Regions from separate parts of the Homo sapiens genome. Here regions 1 and 2 are each linked to region 3. The links are chromatin contacts, found by Hi-C or POLR2A ChIA-PET in ENCODE. All regions are on one chromosome and are shown on one strand. The core of a region is the stretch at or near the end of the contact, and the rest is flanking DNA. Distances in the headings are between cores, read along the strand shown. Region 1 has its middle 6.0 kb from the start of LINC01267. Region 2 has its middle 22 kb from the start of LINC01267. Region 3 has its middle 63 kb from the start of LINC01267.

Region 1 (3,174 bases), core at 343-2,842, 69 kb after region 3:
TCGCGCCACTGCACTCCAGCCTGGGGGACAGAGCGAGACTCCGTCTCAAAAAAAAAAAAAAAAATGGGGAAACTGAGGGTTCAAGAGGAAAGGTGACTTGCTCCGTCTGCCTGACTCTAAGACTCATTTCTTAGTGCCATAGGAATCCACAGTGTAGGTGTGGTGGTGTAAGGGAGGAGAGGGAGGAAGGTAATTTATAACTCTGGAGACGCTGACTGAGAAGTCTTCCACCCCCCACTAAACAGAATGTGGGTTCCATAGCATATAATACATGCTTACTGAATGCACAGTGGAATGGACGAACACTAGGCTCATTGGTGGTGCTCAGTGCTTGGTGCTCAGTGTTTGCTGAATGAATGAATGACTCTCAATAGGGCATATTAAAAAACTTCCAGCTACTGTCCTTAGTAGAGCAGTCTGCTGCTCTTTCCCCCAATACCATATTTCCTCTTCTCCACTTTTCTATTTCTCTGGTGGGCTACTTGTCCAGCTCAGCTTCTCATGTTTGGAAGTAACTGTCTCTGCTTCTCTCTGACTCCTACCCCTCAAGGCTAAGCTGTTCCATGATCCATTCCTTCAAGAGCATCTCTTTCTTGACCAAGGAATGAGCACTAACAGGCTGACTTGGTTCTTCTTCAGGAGACAGGCTTATACTTTGAAAAGGGAGGCCTTGTGAAAATAGAATCTGAGAACTTGGTGTGTGGTCTGGCAGCATCCGGGACCAGGGCTCAGCTTGGGACTGGAGTTAGAGCTTAGTCTATGACCACAGTCAGGGCTGTCTGGAGTCAGGATCAGGGATTCAGTTAGGGCTCAGGACTCAGTCTATAACTTGGGTTAGGATTCAGCCTGGGTTAAGTTAATTAATTTATTTATTTATTATTTATTTATTTTTGAGATGGGGTCTCGCTCTGTCACCAAGGCTGGAGTGCAGTGGTGCGGTCTTGGCTTACTGCAACCTCCGCCTCCTGGGTTCAAGCAAACCAATCCTCCCACCTCAGCCTCCCGAGTAGCTGGGACTACAGGTGCACACCACCATACCTGGCTAATTTTGTGTATGTTTAGTAGAGACGGTGTTTCACCATGTTGGACAGGCTGGTCTCAAACTCCTGACTTCAGGTGATCTGTCCACCTCAGCCTCCCAAAGTACTGGGATTACAGGCGTGAGCCACCATGCCCGGCCAAGCCTTGGTTAATGTTTGAGCTCAGACAGGGGCCAGGTTTGCATTCATCCCATGAGCTAGGATGGTGGATTAGTCTATGGTTAGGGTCAGGGCTCTAGGACCACGATCAGGCCTAAGTCTGTGGCCAGGACTAGGGTGCGGTGTGTGACCAGGATCAAGCCTCAGCCTAATCAGAGCTTCCAGAACTACTAAGCTCCCTCCCAAAAGTTGATTCCCTGGAATCAACTAGATTTTCCTCTATTCCTTAAGACGTAGCTTCTTTCTAGAGAGTGCCCTCCTAGTGCTGCTCACACGGCCCTTGCAGCCCTGCAGGAGAGCTGCCTCAGCGCCTCCGCCGAGACCCTGCCTCCCGCCTCCCTGCCTCCTGGCTCCAGGGTTATTAAAGGAGGAATCTGTGGGAAGAAGAGAGTAAACAAAATCCATCACGCGGGGCTGGGGCTGGCGCCCGTTCCTCCTGCGGCTCCGCAAGCTGACTCGGAAACCAACAGCGCTGAGCGGACAATGTTGACAGGAGACTTAATGAAATCCAGAGGGAGGCGCCCTGGCAGGGCCTACCTGGAAGGAGGCCCGAGCTGATAATTACATTAATTCTGGTCTATGTCCCAACAAGCGCAGAAGCAAGGGCTGGGTCCAGGGCCCGTTCACCCAGGGCTCCAGGAGTCTGTCATAATTACGGGGAAAAATAAGTTTCGGAACTTACATAACCTCACTGCTTGGGCCCTGAGGGTTAGACCCACTTTGCTTTGCTTTTCCAGGAAATGCACATATGGCAAAGCTACACTTGTGTGCCAGGATCACCTCTGTGGGTCACAGAATGTGTGAGAGCACTGGGCAGGAGCTTGGTTCTTGTCCGCATTTCTCAGATGAGCCAAACTGAGGCTCGGGAGCAAAATGGTCTCATTCAGAGTCCTGCAACCAAAAGGCACAGGGCTAGCATCAAGCTCCGTATTCCAGTTTTCCCTCCTCGAAACCACTCCAGCATGGAGACTGTGGGTGACCGGGAGCGGGGAGATGCATTCTGCCCAAGAAAGGAAAGGAAGAGAATGGTGCCCTTCTCAAATGGTGCATTGGAGGGGGCCAGGCTAAGAAGAAGGAAGAGCCGGCCAGGCAGAGAACACAGCAGATAGAAAGGCACAGTGGCTGGGAAGGATACAGCGTGATGGGAGGAAGGGGTCATCCCATAGGGCTGAGTGCTAGTTCAAGGGCAGAACTGGGGTAAGGAAGTTGAGGCAGGGGCATGAGGAGCATCATATGTTGGAGCCACAGAAAAGTCTCCCACAGCTCCTCTTATTTGAGCCTCACGAACTAGATGCTTTCATTGTTCCCATCTTACAGATAAGTAAACTGAGGCTTAGGAAATTTGAGTCTCTTGCCCAGAGCAACGCAGCCCAAAAGTAGTACTGCTGGGATTAGAACCATGTCTGTTGGGCTTAAACTGCTCCTTCAAACACACTTCTTTCCTGCCTTGCATGCCCCCTGCCGACTTTCCTCACTTTCCAGTTTGGCTCAGCCTGAGATGCCAGCCTGAAGATGCTCCTGGCCAGTGTGGAAAACCACAGAACCTTCAAGAACAGGGTGGCAGCAGGGGCACACTGCATACTCAGGCCTCTGCAGGGCTGTCTCCGGGCGAGGAAGCGGAGGGTCAGGGCCCTAAGGCCTGTGGTGGCAGGAAAGGGGGGAATTAAGGGGAAGCCAGTTCCAGGTGGGGTGAAGACAAATTGACACCCAACAGAACAATGGGCTACTTGGACAGGAAGTGAGCACCCCAGCCTCGGAGGTATAGTATGAAGGGGACAGACAGGGAGACAGGAGATCTATACGTCTTGGTCCCAACCAAATCTGCACACCCGAGTTTCCAGGAGCCCCACCTCTCCTGGGAAAAACCATTCCTAGCCACCTGCCACTGAGGTCGGCTCCAGGAAGTGTCAAGGCCTGCCTGGGGGATCTGTTGCCTTCCAGGGGTTCCTCCTCAGACGTTTCCAGCCCCTTGAAA
Region 2 (3,577 bases), core at 281-2,780, 85 kb after region 3:
CTCTCTCTCATCATCTCTGAGATATGGGACATATATCCATGGTTCTTTGCCACAGACATTTGGGGCTCTCAAAAGTGAGAACGTGCAGCTGGAAATGCCTCAGAGACCACCTTGTTCCACCAATGGGCAGTCAAAGCCAGATGTGCCTTAAGACTTGCCTGAGATCGCTCGGCAGGTGAGAGAGGGTAAGAAATTTCCCCACCCCACGGATTCAGCCAGAGGTGTGCCGCCCACGGGGTCCAGGCTCTGCAGCCCCTCCTCCTCCTACCCAGCTCCGAGACTGCTGGGGTCTCCACACAGCAGCCCACCCAAGGCTGGCGGGTGAGGGCCAAGGGCTCTGTCTGGTGAAGAATAAACTCTGAGGAAGTTTTAGGGCAGAAGAGAACAACTGGACCATTCCGGAGGAAGTTGTAAGGGGGGTAGATACTACACATGTGCCTCAGTTCCTCCACCTGTCTCTCTGCATCCATGATTTTCCATCCCTTGGAGGGCCATGGCTGGGGAAGGACAGTGGGACCATCCTCAGGGCCCTCCGGAAGTGGTCTGCCTGCTGGCGTCGACAAGCACCAGTTTGGGGGACATGTCACCCTCCTGTCCTCAGTCACAATCAACTTCTCACTGGACCCTCTCCCCAGCCCAAAACCCAACCCTTCTATGGAGTCCTCCAGGCTCAGCTCAAGAGCCTTTCTTTCAGGAAGGTTCAGTGTGCCCCACCCACAGCGAGAATGTCCCCCTCCCTGGCTGCCTCACTTGTTGTCTCTCTAGGCTCTCCTGCCTTCTCTCTCTCTCTCTCTCTCCCCCTGTCTCTCTGGCTCTCTCCCTTTGCCACCTGCCCCCACACCTCCACACCTCCACACCCTGACACTTACCAGTCCCGCTTCCCTTGCTGTCGGCGTTCATCCTGGAGTCATGTGACATACTCCCCACCCTGCCCCTAAACTCTGTTTCCTGACCTCAATGCCAGCCCCTCTGCAGGGCACTGCCCCCTCCATGTCCCATGGAATCCCACACCCCCATGCAAGGGGTCCTCACTGGACAGAAGAGAACGCCGGGGCTCAGACAGAGCAGGCAACCTGCCTGAGGTCACACAGCCCAAGTGGCGGCAGCACCGATGTCAACACCCAAGCTGTCCGACCCGATTCCCAGGCTCTTGAATAGACCTGCCGTCTCTCCAGCTGGGGTAGGGCCTCTGTTCAGCCCATATCCCCTCACCATGGGGTCTTTCTGAAACAGATAAACCACAGGGGTGGAGTGGGGGCCTTGACACTCAGCAACACCCCGAGGAGGCTTCCCCTCAGGGCCTGGGCAGCCTGAGCCCTGAGCCGTTTCTGAGGGTGACCTGAATTGGCTCTTCCTGCCTGGTCTGTGTTTGTGTCAAGCTGGTGCCTGAGCGACGTGAGGGTGGGCAGGCTCCCCTGGCAGCAGCTGCCCCTGCCAGGATGGGCAGGGCCTGTGCAGGCACCAAGGATTGATGGTCTTTGCAGGGTGGGCAGCCGGGGCAGGCTGCGGAAATTCTGGGAGAAGCAGCTGCCTCACCCAGGGGAGTGGGAGGGAGGAGGAGAGAGGAGGGTGGCAGAGACAGCAGGAGGAGGGGTTTTCCTTGGGCTGTCCTTGCAGTGACATGCCTGCATGTCTGGGGCATGAGCTGACTGCCCAACTATGTCCACAGCCACCTACCAGGGCCCGCCCACCTTGGGGACAGGGCCGGCAGCCGGCAGCTTCAGGCTCCAAGATGCTCACCAGTGGCTTTGTAGCCTTCTCTCTGCCTAGGAACCCAGGAGGAAAGACACAGCCCCACTTCCTATAGCCAGGTGAGGGTCTAGGCACCTCCCAAAGCACATTCCACAAGGGAGGAAAGAGATGCGGAGGGAGCAGAGTGGCCTAGGGTCACACAGCCAGTACCCTCTCTGTGATGACAGCTTGTCTGCTGCCCCATTCTAGCTCCTAATTCTCAGTCATTCTCAGCCCCCCAGAGCCCTGTGTAGCATTTGCCCCTAAACAGATGTCCAGTGCTTGCTTGTTGAATGAGCGAATGAATAAAAACAGACAAAGCTGGGACAGAGGCACCTCAATGCCCTGAACAGTGTTCCAGCCTTCCTCTGGGCAGGTATGGTGATGATCCCCGTGTTATCAGTCAGGAAACTGAGGCTTAGAGTCTTAGAGTAGCATCCAGCTCAGGACTCTCCTATTTGGCGTCCTGGCAGGAGGTGTCTTACGGAGCCAGTGTCCACCCTGTGGCCTGCATGCTGTGTCCCCAAGCTACCTCTAGGGTGAAATGAGGTCATGGACGGATTTGGGGCTGGGAGTGGTTTCTGACCACTGGGCCACCTGCCCAGTGGATGCCAGGTCAAGCCCCCCTTCTTGGCCACCCCCTGAGAACTGAGGTGGCCCCAGGGCTAGGCCAACTGAATGTCTCTTCCCCTTTTTGATCATATTATTGAATATAAAGGAGCCTGGGAACCACACCCTTTGGAGCTCAACAGAGTTTTTTATGCCCTTAAGAAGCTGGCTGACCCCACACAGGCTCCTTAACCTCTCTGAGCCCCAGTTTTCCCACCCGTAACACAGGACCCCAAACCATGCCACCTGGATCAGAGGGAGTCAGACATAGGAACAACAAAAGGGGTTGCAGCCTTGCATGAAATACTACACAGCAGTGAGAATGCATGAATGGCAGCTACACATGCTGGCATCATGAGCCTCAGAAACACTACGGAAGGAGAAAAGGCAAGTTCCAGAAGAAGGCATTCAGTGTGATCCACTTTACATGAAGATTTAAAAAACACATATTTGGTATATATTATTTGTCAATACATTCATATGTATTAATAGTAAAAGAATAAAAATATACTTTGAACAAGAAGCATCAAGTTCCAGACAGTGGTTAGCTTTGGTGAAGACACGGAGGCATAGGTAGGTGTATGTTTTTGTTTTTGTTTTGAGACAGAGTCTCACTCTGTCGCCCAGGCCGGAGTGTAGTGGCACAATCTCAGCTCCCTGCAACCTCCGTCTCCCGGGTTCAAGAGATTCCCATGCCTCAGCCTCCCAAGTAGCTGAGATTACAGGTGCCTGGGCCCACACCTGGCTAATTTTTGTATTTTTAGTAGAGATGGGGTTTCACCATGTTGGCCAGGCTGGTCTCAAACCCCTGACCTCAGGTGATCCGCCCACCTCGGCCTCCCAAAGTGCTGGGATTACAGGCATGAGACACCACTCCCAGCCTGGTAGGTCTATGTTCAACCGATCCAAGATACAGGTTTGTTAAAATTTGACCTGTTCAGCATCAGTAGTCCTCCTCTCTCCAGCTGTCCAGCTGAGAGATAATGGGGATAAGTGCTGTTTTGGAGGTGTATTTTGACAGGACTTGCTTAGGGGTTGCATGTGCCTTCAGGCAACTACTTAACCTTGCCAAGCCTCAGTTTCCTCATCTGTGAAGTGGGGAAATAATCCCTGCATGGAGTGTTGAGAGGATTCAAGGCAGTCATGCATACACATAAAGCCCTCTGTGCAGTGCCTGGTGCACTGAGACACTCCTCCAGCAGTGGAAACAACTGAGGTCATCACTAACTTTCGAGGC
Region 3 (3,317 bases), core at 357-2,856:
CCACTTCCCAGTGTTGATCATCCATGGCAGGCCCACTTCCCAGTGTTGATCATCCATGGCAGGCCCACTTCCCAGTGTTGCTGGGAGTCAGAGCCGGGTGGTGGACGGAGGGAGTCTGTCCTGGCTCAGAGAGTGGCACGTGTGTCTTCTCCTTGGGTCAGCCTTCAGATCCAGTAGATGACCTTCTGGAACCCACAGCTCAGAGGCTAAAACTCACATGCCAACAGCATTTGCAAATGAGGGACGCAGCCCCAGCGCCATTCCTCACGTCATTGAGGGGAAGAATAGTATAGTGGCCATGAGCACAGACTGGTTTTGGCTAGACTGGGTCCAAATCTTGGCTCTGCCACTTACCAACCGCAGACCTCTGAATCTCGGTTTCCTCGTCAACAAAGGGATTAATAAACAGTAAAATAAATCATTGGCAAATAGCATATCGATACCTTCTGTTCGCTTATCCTGCAGCCATGACAGACACTGCTAATCATTCAAGATATTCTTTCTCACTGACCCTCAGAATCTTCTGTATGTCCAGAGCTCCAGGCAGCCACTCCCAATAGGTAGGATTTGGCATGTGAGATGAATCTTTTTTGTCATCTCATTACGATACCTTTAGAGCACAGTTTCTGGCACATAGCAGATCCTGCATAAAAGCTACCATTCAGCCTCTGCTCATTGCAAGAATCCTTATCCATTATCCCCAACTTCTGCTTACTCACCTCCAGTGACGGGAAGCTCACTGTTTCCTGAGAGTAGCCATTCCATTGCTGGACAGTTCTGATGATTAGGAAGTTCTCAAATGACCCTCCCTTTTTCCTCAAACAGTCTATAATTCTATGGCAAAGAGCCCCCTTCCTTCCTGCATGAGCTGTCATTTACAGATTTAGGTGATTTATTTTTAGGTGATAAGTTTGAACCTCCTGAGGAGTAAACCCTTTCTCTCAGCTTGCATATAGTTGATCCCAGGCTAGCTAAGCATCTTCAGCACTTGATGGACATGTTTGGGGGAGTGAGAGTGTGTGTGTGTGCATGTGTGTGTGTGTGTCTGTGTCAGAATGTATGGGTGAGTAGGAGAGATTGAGAAAGAGAAAAAAGAGAGAGAAGACAGAATGAGAGAATGTATTTTAAAGCATACCAGCCAATGTCACTCCTTATGTAAGCCCAATAGCTTCCCAGGGGATTGGGGTTGTATTCAGGGCCCCATCATTAGCTGATTAAGGCTGATTATTCCAAGGGGAGGGGGTAGTGAAAAGGGACAAGAAGTTACATAACTATCCATTTATTTAGATTTAATCCATGTTTCTAAATTTAGGAGCTGGAAGAATTCAAAGGTGCGCCCCCTGGCATTAGAAGTGGTGCTGGCCACACAGGGGAACGTGGGTGTGGTGAGTGTTGGAGACCAATACCACCCAGGGTCACAGTGGGGGATTTTTCCCAGGGCACAGTTCAGGGACTTCATCTCACAATCCCAGGAGAACTGTAAAAGGACCCAGTATTGCTCAACCCATTTCATACCCTGGAGCAGGTGCATAATGTGACTAGGATGGGGGCAGTGTTACAGAGGGGTGGAGAGCATGCTGATGTGGGAGAGGGAACCAGAACTGAATGTCCTGTGAAGGGGAGCAGCTCTAGGAAAACCTGGACAGTCATGGTCACCCCCAGGGTATCGCATGTGTTCATGCATATGTCCTAGTGTGGCCATTTCCAGATGGATTCCCTTTCTGCGTGGACTCATAGCTTTGCTGTTCTAAACATTTTGTGCAGGGGTGTAGAAAATCATGAAAGTCATTCAGGTTCTGCCTTCCACAAGGTCGCTGCATTTAAGTGGGCCTCTCTCATATCAAAAATAGTGTAGGTTCACATACATAAAGAGGTAATTTATTTGCAGATGGCTGCAAAGGACACTCTAACAAAATAATTATTACAACTTTTTTGGAAGCTAGAAGTATCTTGAGCAAAGGGAGTCATTTTCTGATTTGAGCAAAGACACCACATGGGCTCACAGTGACCTGCCTCTAACTTCCACGGATGCTGACTGTATCCAACTCCGAGTTCACATCAATAGTGATCCTGTTTAGAGAGAAGCTGCTGAAAGCTGAGGATAAAGAACAGCTGCAGAGCTGTGACTCATCATTCAAGGTCTCAGAAACATTGCAAAGGCCATTGCAAAGAGGTGACAGCACTCTGTAAGAGCGCATGAGGTAAGGTGCATATAAAAGCACTTTATTAACTGTAAGGAATCCACATTCATTTGAGGAAAGGCTGTGAAGTTGTGTTATAGTAGAACACATGCCAGACTTGAACTCAGCGGCTTTCTAGTTCTGTTACCAGTAAGAATCACATGGAAAAAAGGCTGCAAGAGACCCTGCTCCAGAGCCTGGCTCACAACGAACCCTCTATGAATGATTGATTTCTCTCTCAACACTACTTTTAAAGCACCCCGGCAGTGTGGACACTGGAATGTGATATTTTCTTTGAAACCCTATGTACTTACAATAAAATTCCAATTTGTTACCCTGACTAAAAATCCTGTGTCTGACGCCCTGCCCCCCAGTCCCACTCATGCCCTGCCACACTCTCTGGGCTCACTCTACTCCTTCCCTTGAACACACCAAGCCCATTCCTACCCCAGGGACTTTGCACTCACCACTCCTCTTCCTGGAACACTCTTCCCTCATCTTTCCTTGACTGGCTGTTTATCCTCATTCATGTCTCAGCATGAATGTCACCTCCTAGATGGAAAATAGCCCCTGGTGCCTCCAACCACCTCACTCTACTTCAACTTTCTGCATTGTCCTTACTGCTTTCATACACTTTCATCCTCTGCTTGCTTATTTTCTGTCTCCACCACCAAAATTTAAGCTCCACAAGGGCAGAGATTTTTGTCTGTCTTGCTCACTACTGTAGTCCAAACGGCGGGTGTCTGACAGAGGGTGTTGATGAATGACCGCACTTTGTGAGAATGGAGAGGTCAGCACCTTCCACGCTTAGGAGCCCCTCTCAGCTTCATCCTTCCCCACTCCCCCGCTTTTTCTCTCCACGGATTGCCTCTCCTTTTGTCCACATTTCTCTCATATTCCACTAGATGACTTCCCACTCTTTTCCTTATCCCCTTGCTTGCTCTGCAGAGAGCTTTGAACATCTTGTTCTTTCTGTTCTCAAGGCTGGGATGACTTAACCTTCCCCCTGTCTCATCTTTCTGAATATCCGTCTGTTGGCTTGGATCCTCTTCTCTTTGACCCTGGGAGAAAAACATGAAGCCAGCATGGGAGTCAGGGGTGGGAGAGAGTTTAGATGACCAAGGAGCCACTGCCTCC

The links. Hi-C counts contacts between places; a loop is a spot of excess contacts on that map. ChIA-PET counts read pairs that join two places held with the same protein, here RNA polymerase II (POLR2A). Pooled maps may share reads with other maps.
Region 1: a pooled map shows a loop between it and region 3 (5-fold over the local background). The contact joins two enhancer-like sites. A Hi-C loop is called at or near these places in 1 of 168 maps with a recorded cell type or tissue (Caco-2) and 2 of 50 pooled maps. POLR2A ChIA-PET finds 5 or more read pairs at or near these places in 3 of 52 experiments (OCI-LY7, PC-9 and activated CD8-positive, alpha-beta memory T cell).
Region 2: a loop to region 3 is called in a map of HepG2, with 1.9 times the contacts of the local background. The contact joins two enhancer-like sites. A Hi-C loop is called at or near these places in 6 of 168 maps with a recorded cell type or tissue (Caco-2, HepG2, K562 and 3 more) and 3 of 50 pooled maps. POLR2A ChIA-PET finds 5 or more read pairs at or near these places in 4 of 52 experiments (H1, OCI-LY7, activated CD8-positive, alpha-beta memory T cell and 1 more).

The regions. Positions count from the first base shown.
Region 1 is chr3:14,356,964-14,360,137 of GRCh38, forward strand. No RefSeq gene overlaps it. Among named protein-coding and RNA genes, the nearest start is that of LINC01267, 6.0 kb to the left of the region's middle. Within about 2 kb of position 1,593, at least 10 of the 41 ENCODE cell types and tissues checked have a DNase peak (open chromatin) inside an H3K27ac peak, as active enhancers do.
Region 2 is chr3:14,373,126-14,376,702 of GRCh38, forward strand. No RefSeq gene overlaps it. Among named protein-coding and RNA genes, the nearest start is that of LINC01267, 22 kb to the left of the region's middle. RefSeq lists an enhancer at 3,353-3,577. Within about 2 kb of position 1,531, at least 6 of the 41 ENCODE cell types and tissues checked have a DNase peak (open chromatin) inside an H3K27ac peak, as active enhancers do; they include psoas muscle, where a contact is called at or near this core.
Region 3 is chr3:14,287,635-14,290,951 of GRCh38, forward strand. No RefSeq gene overlaps it. Among named protein-coding and RNA genes, the nearest start is that of LINC01267, 63 kb to the right of the region's middle. Within about 2 kb of position 1,607, at least 2 of the 41 ENCODE cell types and tissues checked have a DNase peak (open chromatin) inside an H3K27ac peak, as active enhancers do; they include psoas muscle, where a contact is called at or near this core.